Linked DNA regions of Homo sapiens: all the other regions are linked to region 3. The links are chromatin loops, found by intact Hi-C in ENCODE. Cell type or tissue: MCF 10A. All regions are shown on one strand.

Region 1 (5,000 bases), 220 kb after region 3:
TATTAGCCAGGATGGTCTTGAACTCCTGACCTTGTGATCCACCCACCTCGGCCTCCCAAAGTGCTGGGATTACAGGTGTGAGCCACCACACCTGGCCCAGTCTTATTTCTTAATTGAATTTTTAACTACTGTTGTAGATTTGAAGTAGCATAAATTTGTGCCAATGAAATGTCAACATGTGGTTTTATATTAGGGGCTTTGGCTCAAGATTTCATTAAAAATTGGAGCCCACTCCTGTAAAAATGTGAAATTCATCAGAACATACGAAGTAAATGTTAAAGAAAGTAGGGTCCCTGGGCACTTAAGTCCTATTTTTTTTTTTTTGAGTCATTCTCTGTCACTCAGGCTGGAGTGTTGTAGTGCGATAACAGCTCACTGCAGCCTCAGTCTCCCAGGCTCAAGCAATCCTCCCACCTCAGCCTCCTGAGTAGCTGGGACCACAGGTGCATGCCACTATGCCCTGCTAATTTATCTGTTTTTTTTTGTTTTTGTTTTTGTTTTGTTTGCTTGTTTGTTTGTTTTTTTAATAGAGATGGAATCTGGCTGTGTTGCCCAGGCTGGTCTCAAACTACTGTGCTCAAGCCATCTTCCCCCCTTGGCCTCCCAAATTGCTGGGATTAAAGGTGTGAGCCACTGAGCCCAGACTGAAGTCTATTCTTCAAGGTCCATTTCAAATGCCACCTTTTTTTTCAGGTGGGCACTGACCATGTCAGTTCTACATGTTCTCTTCTCTGGGTGTGCTGGTCTTGCTATTCTGTCCTAGGCACTTCTTAAAAACCTGTTTCTCTGTTCGAGTCTTATCTCTCTGTTGAGGTTTTCAGTTCCTGAGGACAGCTGAAATGTCTACTCCCAATGCTAAGCTCTTATTTCTCTCTTTTTTTTTTTTTTGAGACAAAATCTCGCTCTGTCGCCCAAGCTGGAGTGCAGTGGCGTAATCTCGGCTCACTGCAAGCTCCACTTCCCAAATTCAAGCCATTCTTCTGCCTTAGCCTCCTGAGTAGCTGGGACTACAGGTGTGCACCACAACACCTGGCTAATTTTTTGTATTTTTAGTAGAGATGGGGTTTCACCATGTTGGCCAGGCTGGTCTCGAGCTTGTGACCTCGTGATCCACCCGCCTTGGCCTCCCAAAGTGCTGGTATTACAGGCATGAGCCACCACGTCCAGCCTACTAAGCTCTTATTTCTTAACTGAGCTATGCCCTTTAAGAGATCTACAATTGATTTTTATGTTTATATCTTCCCCAACTTACGGGTTAAGCCAGGGAGAGACCCTAAGCAAATGTCAGTCTTAGGATATTACAAATGACTAGAAATTTACAGTTAAGAAGCACCTTTGCATGTATGATCTCAGCTGATTTTGGAAGAGCAGGTCATAATTCTGTAAGTGAGGTCAGTGGCTTGGCCAAGACTCGGGTACCTGGTGAATGCTCACTGCAGTCAGGGCCTGAATGTGCGGCTCCGGGTTTAGTGTTCACCACTGGCCTTTCAGCTCCAGCATTGACGCCTCAGGCAAGATAAGACCACTGGGGCTGAGGGTAGGAAAATGGGCCATGAGAGATGTCCCAACCTGACTGACGCATGCCTGTGGTCTGCGGAGACACACAGGCTGGGCGGCTGTGAAAGCGTCCAGGTATTAAAGGGACCGAGCCTTGACTGAGTGCTTCTCATGCATGTTCTCATTCATTCCTGAGACAACTCCATGAAATAGGTTCTAAATCCCCATCTCACAGATGTGGAAACAGAAGTTTGTGAGTTCAGTAATCTACCCAAGGTGACACCACCGGGGCGCTATGGAGTCCCGATTTGAGCCTATTGTCTGTTTGCGGGGTCTGTGTCCCTCCAGCTGCCTCCCACCAGTCTCCCTCTCATCCTGCCACATGTGCCTCTTATACACAGGGCCAACGGCCGCTTATCTGAAACCAAGCAAAGAGCCAGTGCCCTCCCAGAGGATCTGACATGGGTGACATTCCCCAGGACAAGGAAGTCCAGGCAGGTAAAGAAGAGATGGGGCAGCTTCCAGTCAAGACAGCAACATGAGGCGGGGACAGGGGCTGTGCCCTCTGGGCCCCAGTGCCGAGGAGACCCTAGGAAACCCAAGGAGCTATGTCCACATGGGGCTGCTTGTCTCCTGCTTTGGGGATGCTCAGTGCCACTGTCTTCTGCTCAGGGACTGTGGAAGATGGTTCAAAACCTGCCATATTTACTTGGAAGGCTGAAGCTGGAGGATCGCTTGAGACCGGGAGTTCGAGTCCAGCCTGGGCAACATAGTGAGACCCCATCTCTAAGAAAATAAACAAACAAATGAATAAATAGCCTGCCATGATTTTCCCATTCCTGGTTGCAAACTCTTGGTAGGCAACTGCTGCTCCTCTTTCTTTCCAAGCTCATCCTAACTTTTCCTCTGCTCATTCTAAAACAAGAGAGAACACTTTTCTGCTTCAATGGAAGTGGGTAAGTTTTGAAGAAATATGCTGGATCACACATATCCAACCCCATGGACCCTTCCCTTTGGCTAAAGGCAGAGTGAGTGGTTCCCTGGGAGAGCTGGGTGGATCTATGTGAGACGGACAGCCCTCTCCACTCAGGGGATTGCTCGATGGGACTGACCACAGCACCTTGCATGCCAGCCAGTACACACTGCCTGGCTCCCTTTGCTCACCAAATATTCATTATGCACCACCTATATACCAAGGCCTATAACAGGCTTTGTGGATACAAAGACAAATTACAAAATGCCTCTGCGTGAGTCATGGCTCCAGCAGGTTGCCAACGGAGGCATCAGCTCCATTGTGTCGCACAGAGCAGAACGCGTTTTCATCATCTGTGTTTCCTCGAGCCACACCACAAGGAGGCTAAACATAGGGTCACCTTGATCATAATGATAAGAATGTTTTTCTGGTCCTCCTCCCCTGGAAGGATCTCATGTGGATTGTGAAGGAATGTCATCCTTTTCTTGTGACCCAGAGCCAGCCTCCTATTCCACCCTCTCCAGCACAGACTAGTTCTAACTCATGCCCACACAGGAGGGGAGGTGGAGACCAGGAGGAGAACTCGCTTACCTGGCCGATGCCTCCACTGCTCGCCAGCCATAGGGCCAAAACCTGCCAGAGGGGCCTGTGAGCATCATCCACTTCCTTCTGCCTAGATGAGCTCTTTGACCCTAGAAGGCACTGAGCTCTCTCAGAGCCACCTGGCCACCCATGTGGATTGCTGACATGAAGCAATACAGTCAGCAAAGGGGATTTAAGACAGAAGCAGTGTAGGGTGAGTTTTCCAACGCCTGATCTGAGAGTCTTGCCTGTGATATTTGTTGTGTTTGGGAAGCACTGCGTTCTATAAGCTCCTCTGAAAATCACAGTGCATGCCAGTGTAACAAAGACTTGAAGAGCCCTGCGATAAAATCAAAACAAAATAAAACACACTCGGACACAAAATCCTGTTTGTCTAAATTAGCATTTTCCTCAAGTTTTTTTTTATTGGATCGAGGGTTTCTTTTTTCTCACTGAAAACTTCTTCATCTTACAGAACTAAGGCCTGTGGGAAAAACATATTGCAGACAACCCTGCCCTAGGGCATCAAGGCAGGAGGGTTGGGGGTGAGGGGGGCACCCTTTGCTCTTCCTCCAGCTTCTGCCTCCCAATGGCGGGACCCGGGACCAAGGACGTCCCACTCCCCGCTCCACTCTTGGCTGTGGTGGTGTGTGTCCCACATCGGAGGCAGCTGTAGTTGTTGATTGAAATGGGACACACATTTCCACACATTGTTAGCTGAGTTCGCTGGTAGGAGGACACACACTGGGGAAAGAATCTTGGCTTAGGAATTGGACAGACAAAGCCAGGTACTATTGCCTATTTAACAGCTGTGTGATCTTGGGTAAGTTAGAAGTCCCTGTAATTCTCGGTTTCCTTCTCTATGACATGAGAATAATGCATGCTTGACAGGCTTGTGTAAGGACAAAATGAAGTCATGTGTGCGAAAACCCTAGGGATGTGTCAGATACAGAGGAAGTGTGCAGTCATTGTTAGCCTCATGTACACACTCACACACACTCTCACACTCACACCATCACACCCTTCACACCACACATCCTCTCACACATCACACACACACACCAAACACACTGGCACACAGGCCGTACACACTCACACATGCACATCCTGCAGGTCCCTGAGGCGCAGGCACTATGCTTGGGCAGCATTCTGAAAGTACAGCAGGACCCATGGCCAGTGCAAAGGAGGGTTAGGGGGCACTTTACACTCCCTGGCAGAAGGTCTGAAGGGACTCTGAAGCCAAAACAGATGTAAGGAATTTGAGAAAACACTGGCAAGAAGGGCGTGGTGGCTCACACCTGCAATCCCAGCACTATGGGAGGCCAGCCTGGGCAACATGGCAAAACCCCGTCTCTAGAAAAGCATAAAAAATCAGCCAGGGTTGGTGGTGTGTTTTCACTCAGCTACTTGGGAGGCTGAGGCGGGAGGATTGTTTGAGCCCAGGAAGTTGAGGCTACAGTGAGCCGTGATCACACCACTGCACTCCAGCCTGAGCAACAGAGTGAGACCTTGTCTCAAAAAAGAAAGAAAGAAAGAAAAGACACTGGTGTTAGCTTTCAAGTCTTTAGAACTTGCTCCTACAGGGTCTTGATGCGATGGACAAAAGCAGCTGAATCGAGCAGTAACAGGTGTGTGAACGAATCCTCCTACGCGTACCCCTCACGTCTGTGTTCTGCCCACTTCTGCAGAGAATCTCTGCCCCAAGCCAGGCCAAGGGACCTCTTTACATGAGCAGCCAAGGGACAGAGACCTCTGGCTTCCCCAGGTGGGCCGGGGAAGCACAGAACAGCCAAGGGTGTCCCGATGTCTATTCACAGTGTATCTTCTTCCATCTTGAAAGTGCGTCACTTGTGGAAGGAACAAAACGCCATTACCCTCTATCTCATGGAGAAGCAGAGGTAAAAAGCAGAGAAGCGCTGTTTTACCCCAGCCTTCCTTATCTCTCTCA
Region 2 (5,000 bases), 210 kb after region 3:
AAGCCTCTCCCTGCGGCCCTGGCCCGCCTCCTCCCCATGCACCAGGCTCTGGCTCCCGGGTACTCCTCCTGCCATGGGGCCCACGCAGCAGCTACAATGCATGCTTTGTTCAGGGAGCCCTGGGGAGGCAGCTGGCTACAAAAAAGTTCATCCACTAACTGGGCTTGTCCTTGACATCTGGCTTCTCTCCTAGGACCTCATTTTCCCCAACTTAAGTGGGATTTTGAATTAATGAAATTATAGCCCTTTGAACTGACTTGAGAATTCTCTCCCAGGCTCAAATTACATCTCCACTCAGTGTGTCTAGATGGCTCCAACACTTTCACAGATCATCCCCTCCCAACCCCTAGGAGATCATCTACATTGCTGTTTTCCAGTTGTAGAAGAATGTGATTCAATAGAACCTACTGCCTGAGACAGTGATAGCATGTGTGCATTTATTGAGAGCACTATACTAGGCATTTTATACTAATTTTCTCTAAAATTCACAACCCATAAGGTAAATAATGATACAATATCCCAATTTTTCTGACAAGGAGACCAAAGCTTTTGTCTACAGTTACTCAGCTAGAGGGTGGCAGAAGCTAGATTTGAACCCATATCCCTCTAATGCTAAAGCCTGTGAGACTCCACGGTGTCCCTCTAAGTCACAAGTTGTCTGTGAGTGTATATTTACAAACACATGTGGACAAAAATTTTGATAGTAGCATCCACAAACGTCACATTGAGATGTGAAACAGGCCTCTAATAAATCAGATCGGGATATCTTCTTTGCTTCTCACCTGGCATGATGCTGGGTTTGTGGCAAGATACAAATATGTATAAAGTTGGCCTCCTGTTGCCTCAACACGAGATGCCTTTACATCCTAAAATTGCTATTACTTAAGTTAAAATACATCACACAGTCTACTTCAGCCTGCTTCAGGTCAACTTGTGGTTGTCACAGGGGCCAGCCTCAGAGGTAGACAGAGTTTAGACTTTTCAGTCTTACCCCCAGTGTCCTTCTTCTCTCACTGGGAATTTCCCTTTGATATTCCCACCAAATACCCTTGCCCTGGATGGAGTCATATTCTCTGAAGTATCTTCCATTCAAGGGTCCTAAGAGTCAAGGTCATTCCTGATGGAAACACACGCCTAGGAAAAGAAAATCAACCCTCAATGTGATCTAGGTCCTTTAGATCTAATTTCCACTTTTTAAAAAAATCCAAGGGTCAGAGGGACATGTTAAATGACACCATAAGAACATAGCAGCAAGTCCAGACTGGGGGAAACTGCAGGACAAATGACCTGGTTTCTTCTCCAATAAGAATTTGTAAAGAAAAAAAGGCCAAGTGTAGGTGCCCATGCCTGTAATCCTAGCACTTTGGGAAGCTGAGGTGGCGGGATCGCTCGAGCTCAGGAGTTCAGCCTGGGCCACATAATGAGACCTCATCTCTACTAAAAATTAAAAAAAAATTCACTGGGCATAGTGGCACCCACCTGTAGTCCTGGCTGTTTGGGAGCCTGAGGTGGGAAGATTGCTTGAGCCCAGGAGGTTGAGGCTGCAGTGAGCCGTGATTGTGCCACTGCACTCCAGCCTGGGGGACAGAATGAAACTGTATTGAAGAAGAAGAACAAGAACAAGAAGAAGAAGAAGAAGAGGAAGAGGAAGAGGAAGAGGAGGAAGAGGAGGAGGAGGAGGAAGAGGAAGAGGAAGAAAGAAGAAGAAGAAGGAGGATTTATAGAATATGTAGATAGAAAGAAACTTCAGAGACAAATCAACCAATCTCAGTATATGAATCTCTTATTAAATCCAGAGTCAAACAAATGAAGTACAAATTACAAGACAATTGGGAAAATGCAAACACTGGCTGGGTATATTATGAGACTAAGGACTAACATTAATTTCTTAAAAAGTAAGAATGATGTTATCATAATCATATATTTTTAAAAACAGCCCTTATCAATTGAAATACTTAGATATGCAATGATATGATATTTGTTCATACTAGTATTTGTTATACCATAGTCAGGGTAGGCAGCAGTTAATTGCTGGGTGTATAGACAAAATACTGTCTGCCATGTGTTGATAATTATTAAAACCAGGTAATGGATATGTTGGATTATTAAATATTGTCTGTAATTTTATATATATTTGAAATTTTCCATAATAATGAGTTAAAAAAAAAAACAAAAGAAAATAAGGGCATACCCCTTTATGCTCCGTCCCCAGTGGGTGGCCCAAGTGGAGGGTGGAGAACTTCGACTCTGGATTCAACCAGACTAGTTGGGCTCGCTGTGCCCACCACTGCCCAACTGGGAGCTCCACTGGATGGAACCCTGGCCTGATGTAACCATGGCTCACTGAGGACCAATCAGAAGGAGAAAGAGCTAGCTAGCACATTTAGAGGACAATCAGGAGAGTAATGGAAAGGAATTACCAGCACAATGGCAATCTATGAAAAGCACTTTGTAAATTGGGAATTAATAAATTCTTTTTAGTTACAATTCATGTATTCTTAGAACTAGGGATATAGCAATGTTCACAAATCCTCTTCCAGAGGAATTTAGAAAAAATAATTAGAGGATGGTGCAGAAACACAAGGATACAAATGATGTGGAAATGCCAGAGAGAGATCATGGCTGATGGGTAGGAAACTGAGGAATGACCTCAAGCATGCCTGGACTACCCCTGGTCCCAGGCTGGTGGGTTCAGGATGCACAGGGTGGGGCTGTCCTCCTTCCCGCCTGGCTAGCCTGCCTGGCAAGGCTAGCTCTTCACGGAACCGGCTCAAGAATAGAGATTGCACAAGTGTTTCAGCAAAGTGCTGCCACCTGGCAAGACTAGAATGCCAAGAAAACTAGAAGAGCCAGCAGGAGCAGAGAACTCCTGTCAAAGTGAAAGTGGGGGAGTGCCTTAGTCTGAGGGTTCAGCTCTCAGACAGTCAGTGTGTGCTGGGTGGATAGTGTGAGAGCGGGCCATGTCGCCCTTTCCTTTTGCTGCCTCCGGCCCTTGTCTCGAGAGCTACCTCTCTGGTCCTCAGATATCCCAAGAAGGCAGGACGGGGAAGGGGTCAGGTCCCCAGTGGTGGAGCTGGGAGGGGAACACTTATTTGTCCATTCAGGCAGGCTGGTGAAGGACTTAGGACTGCCCTGGTCATGCTGGGCTGATGTCATGCACTCAGGGACCAGGTTTGCATCCTAGCCTGCTTCCTATTTGTTTCTGTCCTTGGACAGGTTATTCATTTACCTCATCAGTAAAATAGGGATCCTCCTTCTGCACTGCTATCATAATTGAGATTATTGCCACGTGTTTCCAGGTAGGGGTTTGAGAGGGAGAATGAGCAAGAGGTGGTGAGGTGCGGGGACAAAACATGGGCTCCAGGGACAGACAGAGAGGAGAGATAAATCCCTGTTCCTCTTCTTGCCAGCACTTGGATAAGATTTTTAGAAATTTACATTTTCCCGTTGCTCAAAATTGTTGTTATCTTCTTTTACATTTTCTAGACAAACAAGTAAAAGTTTCTTCCATAATCCAGCTTCTCTCCCCCATCAATGTTGTAAAGAAAACCAGTAGTACTTAAGAGAGTGGATGGCAGGCATGGTGTGATTATGTGTGAGAGCTCTTGGGAAGCACTCAGTGTATTGGAACTTTCTTTCAAAGAAAGGAAGTGAGAGAAACAAACAAGTTAAGGGGACTGCTATGGTCTGAATGTTTGTCCCCCCCTCACCCCAACATTCATATTTTGAAATTTTAACCTCCAATGTGATGATATTTGGAGTTGGGGCCTTTGGGAGGTGATTAGCCCATGAGGGTGGGGCCCTCATGAGTTGGATGAGTGGCCTTATAAAAGAGATCCCAGAGAGCTCCCTCATCCCTTCCACCATGTGAGGACACAGAAAGAAGGTGCCGTCTGTGGACCAGAAAATGAGCCCTCACCAGACACGGAATCTTTGGCACCTTCTTCATGGAGTTCCAGCCTCCACAGCAGTGAGGAAGGAGTTTCTGTGTCTTGGAAGATGCCCAGCCCAAGGCATTTTGTTATAGCAGCTGGAATGGACTAAGACAGTGACCATTCTCCCTTTGCAACCACAGCAACACAGGGTTTTGAAAGCAGTCAATAAATGAGTCATATTAAATCACAGAAAATAATTCTCATATGGAAAAGTCATCTCTTTGTCTCCTTTTGCCTGCTGGGAAAGGCTGTCTCCTCTGAGCCTCCTTCTAGTGATCATGCACAGGTGTCGGTTAGAGATTCACTCTCAGTCTGTGGCTTTATTCACATCTGCTGCATCAGAGCTCAGCATTTGGGAGCCAGAGCCCACTGGGACAAGGGACAGCCACCATCTGGGAGGCAGAGCTGGGAGCCAGAAGGCACCCTTTTCTCCAGGACAGGACCACCACAGGCCTGGCTGTCTCTGTGATGGGCCCCCATCTCTGTCCTCTGAAGCCTTACCAGAAAAGTTATCGGCTGCAGGGAGATGGAGATATGAAGCCACTTTGAGGTCCTCAAAAAAAAGTTGCTCTAACACGACCAAACTCAGTATCTTTCAGAAGGCGGCCAGTTAGTGCTGTGGATGGGAGCCCTAAATGGTGACCTGGAATTGCAGCCTCACTGAGAGGCTTCCCCAGGGATCTGAGGCATGCAGCTCTCACTCTGCCACAGAGATGGCATCTGAATTGCCTTCTGTCCACGGAGGAGCAACAGCAGTGTCCCCACAAAGTAGTAGTGGGGACCTGGCTGTGGGCAGACTGAGACAGGGCCTGAAATATGCCAGGGAGTGGCTAAGTGGCAAACGGGAGCTAGAAATGGAGGGACCTGGGGAAGGGCAGCTCAATCGAGCACAAGTGGCACTCGCAGAGCAAGCAGGAGGAGTGTGAGACCATGCTTGTCGCATCCAGCTACCTGCACAGTGGGTGCTCCCGCCTCTCCCTAGTCCCCTGCATCAGCCCAGTCTCCATCATGCTGGCTCTCCACTTGCTGTGGCACTGAAAATTCCAGCCGAGGGCATTTCTACCA
Region 3 (5,000 bases):
TCATTCTGGCCCTGAAAGGCTTCCATAAATCAGTGACACAGTGGAGCCCCAGCAAACTTCCTCCCCGCCGGTTTCTGGAGGCTCTCCTTCCCACTCTGCCCAGACAAGTGGAAAGGAGCGATCCCTTGAGTGGGTGGGTTACGGCCAAATGGCCTGCCCTCCCCACAGCTTGCAGATCTGGGCAGTTGGGTTTTCGCTGGAGCTTTGGGCTTCACCCACTGACTGCAGAGCTGCAGAATCCTTGCAGCACATTGGGGCTTGGGTTCTGGCTTTTGGAGGGATTTGGCTTTGACAGTGGTGGTGAGGAGGGAGTCTTTAATGAAACAAATTCTGTCATGTTGGATCAACACAATGGAGCTCAGTCTGCACAGTGGACAAGAATGGCTTGTTCCTTCCTTCTACCCTTTGTGCTTTGTTAACAGAATGTCCCTGGCACTTCTGTGCTCCTGCCTGCTGCCAAAAGCTTAACTCTGCCCTTGCATAATACTGGAGGACACTGTCAGAGGTCAGCTGGAAGTCCCTCATTCGAAGGCAGATGTGAGGGCTAAAACCCTGCCAAGATCCCCAGGCTGTTTTTCAGTGTTGAGGTTGAAACTTTTTCTCTGCCGCCTCCCCCAGTTTACCAACTCCTCCCTCTAACTGGGGTGGAGACTTGCGTCCAGGGAGTCTTCAGCTCCCCTCTATACAGTAAGAACACCTGCCACTGACACCCAAAGCCACGCAGTGATTTCTCTTCACTCTCTTCAGCCCCATGCTCTAGCAGGCTTTATGTTTTAGGGAGGAGCTGGAGTCACACGGAGGTCCGCTGTAGGAAACGTTGCTGCCTTCACTCACCCACTTCTGTTAGGCAAGGAGTTACAGCGGAATCTTACAGCAGAAAACAAAGCAGGAAATATGACCTCCCAGCGTCTCTCTGGGTCTGAGGAACAGGATTCAGGTGTCTCTGTACCTTGGCCAGTTTGCATTCTTGTCTGCCTAGGAATGCCAGATTCCTTTTAAAAACCACAGGTATAGGAAACAGCCCCAAGCCTAAGGTTCTTTCCCTTCCTTACCCTCTTTGTCTCTGTGGCTACTCAGCTCAGGAGGTGAGATGTTTTCATGGTACAGGGGACAGAAATTCCAGTTCTGGGAGGGGGAGCTGGTTGGGCTTCTTCTTTACTGTGGCCAGACATGAGCAACCTTAGCCTTCGGGCTTACACATGCCTAGCTGGTTTGTTTGTTTGTTTTGGTTACAAGGGGAATGGGAATAAGGAAGGAGCAACAGGCAGCTCAAATACCTCATCACTCCTGGAAAACACTATCACTTCCCACGCGTGGGAAGCCGGCATATTTGTTCCCGCAGTCTAGGCAGGTGGAGTATCCCTAATCCGAAAATCCAAAATCAAAAATGCTTTAAAATCCAAAGCTTTTTGAGCAGCAATATGATGCCACAAGTAGAAAATTCCACACTTAACTTCACGTGACAGATCACAGTCAAAACACATTCAAGACTTTGTCATGCACAACATTATTAAAAATATTGCATAAAATTACTTGGAAGCTGTGTTTATAAGGGTTTATATATAAAACATAAATGAATTTTGTCTTAAGATTTGGGGTTCATCTTCAAGATACCTCATTATATATCTTTTTAAAAATGTTGACTTTGGAATATATCTTATATATTCCAAAAAATTCCCGAATTGGAAACATTTCTGGTCTCAAGCATTTTTATTTATTTATTTATTTATTTATTTATTTATTTATTTTTGAGACAGGGTCTCACTCTGTCACCAAGGCTGAATGCAGTGGCGTGATCACTGCAGCCTCAACCTCCTGGTCTCAAGTGATTCTCCCCCCTCAGTCTCCTGAAGCTGGGGCTACAGGAGCACCACCATGCCTGGCTAATTTTTAAAAATTTTTTTGTACATATAGGGGTGGGGAGAGGTCTTGCTATGTTGCCCAGGCTGGTCTTGAATTCTTGGGCTCAAGTAATTCTCCAGTCTCGGCCTTCCAAAGTGTAGGGATTACAGGTGTGAGCCACCACGCCTGACATTTTTTATTTTTTAGATATGGCGGCGGCGGGGGGGTGGGAAGGGGGAGGGCGTCTAGCTATATTGCCCAGGCTGGATTCAAACTCCTGAGCTCAAAAGGTCCTCCTGTCTCAGCCTCTCAAGTAGCTGGGGTTACAGGCACATGCTACTGCACCTGGCTGCAACCACTCTGGATAAGAGCAACCTGTAATCCCTCTTCCACCTGCCTTTTGTTTACTGTATCTATCCCTGTAAAGTACTGCTACTTTCTAGCTGTTTGGCCTTATACAAGTTGCTTTACATCTGTATGCCCTATTTTCCACATCTGATAAATCAGTATTATTTCATAGAATTGCTATGAAGCTTAGATGAGATAATAAAGGCAAAGCTCTTAGAATGGTACTTGGCTCATAGTAAGCACTCAAATATTGTTTTTGTCAACATTTTCTATATATCTATGTATGGCTTTTGTGATTGTTTTTATTTTTAGTCAAGGATTACATCTCATTTCTTGCCTTTTCTTTGTATTCTGAATTCAGGTTGTGTGAATCTACCTGCCACTGCAAATTTTCAAGCTGAAAGGCCATTTGCATTTTACAACCACTCTCTCAAACATTCCTCTAGGGAACTAGCCGTTTTGAATTACTCCTCTCTTTTCTCTCTTGTCTCCAGAATTGCATATTCCAAATCCAGAACAGTCTCAGCATGGCTGCCGTTTTCTCGTTTCTTTGTGAAGCATCCCGGTCCAGGCTGCCAGCCTCACGTTATTTGATTGTTTTCGGAACAGCCGGCAGGGGGCGCGCATCAGCCGTTCCCAGCACTCAGGCGAGGGGTTCTGACTCCCCAGGTACTTCTGTTAATGAGTTCGGTGCCTGTAGGTCTTTCAGTTAGGATGATAGAAAGCTTCCTTGGCATGGAGATTCACCGTGTACTTCTACAAATAGAAGTTTAAAAGACAGAAAGCTGTATATTATCGCTGCTGAGAGCTTTGCAGTCACGCCTCCCTGTGATGAGACTGACTGCTGTGTTACTGTGGGTAAATTGCTCAGCTTCTCTGAGGCAGTTTCTTTTTATGTAAAAATGGGACAGAAGCCAGCCTGGCTTCTAGAGTTGTTGGAGGAGTCAGCATGTGGCTGATAGATGTAGAGCTCTTAGCCACTGCGGTATTTAGGAATTGGTAAGCATCTTTACTCAGGGCACTGAGGCAAGTTTGGGGCCCTGTCTTTTCTCTCCTTACCCATCCACCTCCTTTTCTTCTCCCTTCCTGCTCACTTTTTCTCCATGCTCTTCATTTCCCTGTATCCAGGCCTGAGACCAACGCCTGTGGGTACAAGGGAGCCTCTGTAGGCATAGGGCTGGGATATACAGAGGGGAGGCTGAGCCACCCACAGGGTGAAAAGAAGGCCAGTGGAAACCCCATTCCACTTCCCTCAGCTTTTTACGTGCATTCTATAAACCTCATCTAGTCTCTTGGTCAGCAGAAGCAAAATTAGCCACAATTTGCTCACACTGCACCCATCCCCAACCCCACTCCACCCTACCAGGGCTAAGAGATGTCAGCAAAAATAAACCCCACGAGAGTGTTCTTCATAGCCCGATGCACAGAACTGGCAGTGCCATGTGGGCATCACCCTGGATGGTGTGCATCCTCACCATACCCAGGCACCTACCTGGTCAGATGTGACAAGAGTTGCTCTAGGGACCTGGGATCCCAGAGAGGGTGGGTGGGTGGGATGGGGACACAACCTCAGCTGGCTCAGAGGAGGGTACAGCTCAGTGCCCAGGCTCGGCTCAGCCTGGCTTAGGGGACCATTCAGGCCTGGATTGGCACCAGTGGTTTGGTTGGGGACTAGTCTGGAAGGTTCCACACCTCTAATCTTCAAATGATGCTGGGTCTGTCTTCCAACTGGGGGGCTGGTCTAGGTGCCTTCTGTCCACAGGGGTAGCTTAGTTTGTTTCCTTTGAAGGCCTGGGTCTCTTTCTGGAGGGATAAGGGTCATGTGGGTAGGGGACCAGTTTGTTCTGGCTTTAGCCCTGAAAGTCCTGCATCCCAGGAAGCCACTCAATCCTGGGCACACTGGAAGGGGTGTCCACCTTGTGGGATGCAGCACGTCATGTGTTAATCTTGGTCTAGATCCCCGCAGGAGAGCTGTGTGGCTCTAGGATGTGATAGGGCACTTTGGGACGCAGAATTGCTGGGGAAAAAAAGAACTAACTATCTCCCACCACCAGATTAGATATGGGCTACTTAGAAGTTTCTTTCTTTTCTTTTCTTTTTCTTTTCTTTTTTCTTTTTTTTTTTTTGGTGCAGAGTTTTGCTCTGGTTGCCCAGACTGGAGTGCAATGGCGTCATCTCAGCTCACCGCAACCTCTGCCTCCCGGGTTCAAGCAATTCTCCTGCCTCAGCCTCCCGAGTAGCTGGGATTACAGGCATGTGCCACCATGCCTGGCTAATTTTTTGTATTTTTAGTAGAGTTGGGGTTTCTCCATGTTGGTCAGGCTGGTCTCGAACTCCTGACCTCAGGTGATCTGCCCACCTTGACCTCCCAAAGTGCTGGGATTATAGGCGTCAGCCACCGTGCCTGGCCTGCTTAGACATTCCTAACAACACTGGATGAATGGGGAGCTGGACCAAGCCACTGTCTTCCAGAGTACTGTGGCAAGTGGGGTCAAAGTGGATTCATCCCAAATGGGGATACCTTGAAGTGGCTTCCTGCCTTTGTCCAGGAGCTCCTCCCCGCACCCAGATCCCACAGCAGGAGGGCACTAGAGCCTTGGCCCACACCCCATCCATCCCCGACAGGCTGCAGCATGCCCTGCCTGGTGAGCAGTTTGCCGACCTTTGCCTCTAATTGCTCTCCTCTGCACACAGCCACTTCCTCTGCCTGCAGCAGAACTCATAAAAAGGGAGGCTTTCCTTCATACCTCTGAAAAGTTCAAAAGAACCCATTTCCTAGGGGAGACCTGGTCACGCCATCACTGGGATCA
Region 4 (5,000 bases), 280 kb after region 3:
TATGACTAGACAGAAGATAGTAGGGATGACAAGTTATTTGGGGGCACAGTCTAAGTTGGTCTGGTGTCTGGAATGAGATTGGGGCCTAATAAAAAGGAGCGTCTATACAGGAGTTTAAATGGGCTGTACCTTGTAGCATTTTGAGGACAGGTCTGACTTCTGAGAAGGGAAAGTGATAAAAGTATTGTCCAGTCCTTTTTAAGTTGGTGGCTGAGTTTGGTGAGGTGTGTTTTTAATAGACCATTAGTCTGTCACTGAATACTAAGAGCCTGAAAAAATGCTTGGCTGATTTGACTAATAAAGGCTGGTCTGTTATCAGACTACATAGAGGTGGGAAGGCTAAACTAAGGAATTGTGTCTGACAGAAGGGAAGAAATGACTGCGGTGGCCTTCTCAGACCCTGTAGGAAACGCCTCTACCTATCTAGTGAAGGTGTCTACTTAGACTAAGAGGTATTTTAGTTTTTGTGACTCAGGGCATGTTGAGTAAAGCTAATTTGCCAGTCCTGGGCGGGGGCAAATCCTTGAGCTTGATGTGTAGGGAAGGGAGGGGGCCTGAATAATCCTTGAGGAGTAGTAGAATAGCAGATAGAATAGCAGATGGAACACTGAGAAGTTATTTCCTTGAGGATAGATTTCTACGATGGAAAGGAAATGAAAGGTTCTAAGAGGCAGGCTAGTGGCTTGTACTATAGCATAGCCTGCCTTTGCTGGTGTGTGGTGATCAGGCCTGGTGGAACTGGCATCAATAAATCAAGCGTGATCAGGGTGAGAAACAGGGAAGAAGGAAATGTAGGGAAATAGGATGAACATCAGGTGGATCAGAGAGATGCAGTCATGAGGGTCAGGTGTGGTATCTGGAATAATGTGGGAGGCCGGATTGAAGTCTGGGGCAGGAACAGTGGTAACTGTGGGACTTAACAAAGAGTGAGTACAGCTGAAGGAGCTGGGGAGCAGAAATTATATGCGTCAGGTATGAGGAAGAAAATAGACTTTGGAAGTTATGAGAACTGTAGAGAGTGAGTTGAGCATAGTTTGTGATTTTGAGGGCCTCTAAAAGTATTAAAGCAGCGGCAGCCACTGCACGCAGACATGAGGGCGAGGCTAAAACAGTAAGGTCAAGTTGTTTCGACAGAAAGCCTACAGGGTGCGGTCCTGGCTCTTGTGTAAGAATTCTGACTGCACTAACCATGCCTAGGAAGGAAAGGAGTTGTTGTTTTGTAAAGGATTGAGGTTTGGAAGATTAATCGGACACGGTCAGCAGGGAGAGCACTTGTGTTTTTATGAGAATTATGCCGAGATAGGTAACAGATGAGGATGAAATTTGGGCTTGACTGAAGTAATGGGGGCTGTCTGTGAAGCCCTGTGGCAGTACAGCCCAGGTAATTTGCTGAGCCTAATGGGTGTCAGGGTCAGTCTAAGTGAAAGCAAAGAGAGGCTTGGATGAAGGGTGCAAAGGAATAGTAAAGAAAGCATGTGTGAGACCCAGAACAAAATAATGGGTAGTAGAGTGAGGTATTGAGGATAGGAGAGTATATGGGTTTGGCACCACGGGGTGGATAGGCAAAACAATTTGGTTGATAAGGCTAAGATTCTGAACTAACTCGTAAGCCTTGTCCAGTTTTAGGACAGGTAAAATAGGGGAATGGTAAGGAGAGTTCATAGGCTTTAAAAGGCCATGCTGTAGCAGGCGAGTGATAACAGGCTTTAATCATTTTAAAGAGTGCTGTGGGATGGGATCTTGGCATTGAGCGGGGTAAGGGGGATTAGGTTTTAATGAGATAGTAAGGGGTGCATGATCGGTCGCCAAGGAGGGAGGAGAGGTATCTTATACTTGTGGGTTAAGGTGGGGGGATTCAAGAGGAGAATACAAAGGAGGCTTTGGATTGGGAAAAAGGGTGGCAATGAGATGCAGCTGTAGTCCAGGAATAGTCAGGGAAGCAGATACTTTAGTTAAAGTGTCTCATCCTAATAAGGGAACTGGGCAGGTGGGGATAACTAAAAAGGAGTGCTTAAAAGAGTATTGTCTAAGTTGGCACCAGAGTTGGGGAGTTTTAAGAGGTTTAGAAGCCTGGCCGTCAATACCCACAACAGTTATGGAGGCAAGGGAAACAGGCCCTTGAAAAGAAGGTAATGTGGAGTGGGTAGCCTCCGTATTGATTAAGAAGGGGACGGACTTACCCTCCACTCTGAGAGTTACCCGAAGCTCGGCATCTGTAATTGTCTACAGGGCTTCCAAGGCGATCGGGCAGCGTCAGTCTTCAGCCGCTAAGCTGAGAAGATCTGGGAAGGAGTCAGAGAGCCTTGGGCCAGAGTTCCAGGGGCTTTGGAAGTGGCTACCAGGTGAGTTGAACAGTCTGATTTTCAGTGGGGTCCCGCACAGATGGGACACGCCTTAGGAGGAATCCCAGGCTGCGGGCATTCCTTGGCCCGGTGGCCAGATTTTTGGCACTTGTAGCAAGCTCCTGGGGGAGGAGATTCTGGAGGAACGCCTGACCGCTGCGGTTCAGGTGTTTGGAAGTTCTTGTGTGCTGGAGATGTGGCTGGGGTTTGTCTCACAGTGGAGGCAAGGAATTGCAAATTTTTTCTATTATTGTACACCTTGAAGGTGAGGTTAATTAAGTCCTGTTGTGGGGTTTGAGGGCCAGATTGTAATTTTTGGAGTTTTATTTAATGTCGGGAGTAGATTGGGTAACAAAATGTATATTGAGAATAAGACGGCCTTTTGACGTTTTAGGGTCTAGGGCTGTAAAGCATCTCAGGGTTGCTGCCAAATGAGCCATGAACTGGGCTGGATTTTTATATTTGATGAAAAGGAGCCTAAACGCTATCTGATTTGGGATAAAGGAATTGAAATTAAGAGAAGGGAGAGATTGAAGTGTGGCGCCAAGATTGAAAGGAGAAAGAGGTTGAGGGATAGTGAGGGAAGTTGGAGAAGAGAATAAAAAGAGGCCGCTTACCGGATTTGAAATTGGTGAGATGTTTCTTGGGCTGGTCGGTCTGAGGACCTGAGGTCATAAGTGGATCTTTCTCATGGAGCAAAGAACAAGAGGACAGGGGATTGATCTCCCAAGGGAGGTCCCCTGATCCGAGTCATAGCACCAAATTTCATGCATGTCCGTGTGAAGAGACCACCAAACAGGCTTTGTGGGAGCAACATGGCTGTTTATTTCACCTGGGTGCAGGCGGGCTGAGTCCAAAAAGAGAGTCAGCGAAGGGAGATAGGGGTGGGGCCGTTTTATAGGATTTGGGAAGGTAATGGAAAATTACAGTCAAAGGGGGTTGTTCTCTGGTGGGCAGGGGCGAGGGTCACAAGGTGCTCAGTGGGGGAGCTTCTGAGCCAGGAGAAGGAAATTCACAGGGTTAATCACTCAGTTAAGGTGGGGCAGGAACAAATCACAATGGTGGAATGTCATCAGTTAAGGAGGGGCAGGGCCTTTTCACTTCTTTTGGGATTCTTCAGTTACTTCAGGCCATCTTTGCGTATATGGGCAAGTCACAGGGGATGCGATGGCTTGGCTTGGGCTCAGAAGCCTGACAGAGTGGCCATTCAAACCATGGCACCTTCTTTCTTTGTTTCAGTTGAAAATCATATTTAAACCTGAACTCACAGCCACCTCTTTGTGATTTACTCTTTTTCTCTGGGTAGCTCCCATGCATACATGAGCTATATGTGTTAATAAAGTTGTATTTGTTTTTCCCTCGTTAGGCTATCTGTTGTTACAGGGGTCCATCCTAACTAAGAACTATAAAGAGTAGAGAGGAAATTATTTTTTCTTCCCTACATTCCATTACCACTTAAATTTCATTTTGTATTTTTCCAATTTGTTTCATGCATGTCTGATCTCGCCAGCTAAATGTTAAGCTCCTAGAAGGTGAGAACTGAGCTTATATCACATTTGGGTTTCCTCCGCTCTGATCTTGAGCTTATAGCAGGTATTTACTGAGACTTGCTATTTGCTTGAAAAAGTATTTTGCATTTCACTGGAGCTTAACAAATGATGAATAGAAATTATACATACATATATTTTTGTTATAGAAGATAATCTTCTCATGGTCCACAACATCCACTGCATTTAAAAATCTTTCTCCTATTGAGATAAAGACAAAGGGCTAGCAACAGTCTCCTCACTATTTGGGAACTGTAATTTTTGAAGTTATTGGTAATAATTTTGGAATTTCTGTCAAGGAGAGATTTAGGGTAATAACTTTGGTTGGGAAAGCGTATTCAGGAATTTATCTTGAATTTATTGTTTCATAGTGAGTCCACTGATTTTTTAAAACTGATATCTCATGTTTATTTGGGTTAGCTTTGGGAAGTATTGGAGATTATAGGGAAAGAGGTCTAAAGACTTCCACTAGCAAGGTAAAATGCAATGGCAGCACCACTAGAAGTAACCTTTTTAATTTCGAAACTTCTGGATCTAATTCCTTTTCCATTGTGTTAGTTATATATTGCTATAAGACAAATTATCCCAATACTTGGTGATATACACAACGACAGTTTATTATCTCACAATGTCTTTCGGTCAGGAGTTCAAAAATGACTTAGCTCAGGGTCTCTCATGAGGTTGTAGACAAGATGTAGGCCAGAGTTGGAGGATCCATTTCCAAGATGATGTGTCGCCACGAAGTTCCCTGGAGGCCTCGCTTCCTCACCTCTTGAGCTCTCCAGTTTGTTTGAGTGTCACCATGATATGTCAGAGGCTTTCTCCAGAGAGAGGGTGAGGAGGAATCCCAAAGCGTGTTTATCGGGTAGCCTCAGCCATCTAATGCCATGCTGCTATAGTTTGGATATTTGTTCCCCAAACCTCATGTTGAAATTTAATTCCCAATGTTGGAGGCGGGGCCTAATGGGAGGTGTTTGAGTCACAGGGGTGGATCTCCCATGAATAGATTAATGTCCTCCCTGGCTGGAGGGGAGGGAGAGGTGAATGAATTCTGGCTTTTGTTAGTCTCCCCTCTCCCCCAGAGCTGGTTGTTAAGAAGAGCCTGTCATCT

The links. A loop is a pair of places that touch in the nucleus more often than their neighbours do. Peaks named below come from ENCODE experiments on the same cell type or tissue, not always from the same donor. Only the 100,000 strongest peaks of a DNase experiment are listed, where the experiment ranks them.
Region 1: it touches region 3 in a loop (4-fold over the local background); 8 of 110 quality-filtered maps call a loop at or near these places.
Region 2: a loop joins it to region 3, with 11 times the contacts of the local background. A loop is called at or near these places in 5 of 110 quality-filtered maps.
Region 4: a loop joins it to region 3, with 8 times the contacts of the local background. A loop is called at or near these places in 4 of 110 quality-filtered maps.

Annotation. Positions count from the first base shown.
Region 1 is chr1:229,004,431-229,009,430 of GRCh38, reverse strand. No RefSeq gene overlaps it. Among named protein-coding and RNA genes, the nearest start is that of LINC02815, 150 kb to the left of the region's middle. In MCF 10A, no CTCF peak of the experiment used is centred here; a DNase peak (open chromatin) is centred at 2,750.
Region 2 is chr1:229,017,886-229,022,885 of GRCh38, reverse strand. No RefSeq gene overlaps it. Among named protein-coding and RNA genes, the nearest start is that of LINC02815, 130 kb to the left of the region's middle. In MCF 10A, no CTCF peak of the experiment used is centred here; a DNase peak (open chromatin) is centred at 2,805.
Region 3 is chr1:229,225,450-229,230,449 of GRCh38, reverse strand. No RefSeq gene overlaps it. Among named protein-coding and RNA genes, the nearest start is that of TMEM78, 22 kb to the left of the region's middle. RefSeq lists enhancers at 1,671-2,396, 4,987-5,000. In MCF 10A, a CTCF peak has its summit at 2,797 (motif pointing right); DNase peaks (open chromatin) are centred at 549, 1,149, 2,809, 4,809 and 1 weaker place.
Region 4 is chr1:228,945,963-228,950,962 of GRCh38, reverse strand. LOC124904539 (a long non-coding RNA gene) reads left to right here and starts at 1,148. Exons shown (of 3, transcript XR_007066920.1): 1 at 1,148-1,381; 2 at 2,230-2,342. It overlaps LOC105373143 (a long non-coding RNA gene), which reads right to left and starts at 2,321. Exons shown (of 3, transcript XR_949234.2): 1 at 2,181-2,321. In MCF 10A, no CTCF peak of the experiment used is centred here; no DNase peak of the experiment used is centred here.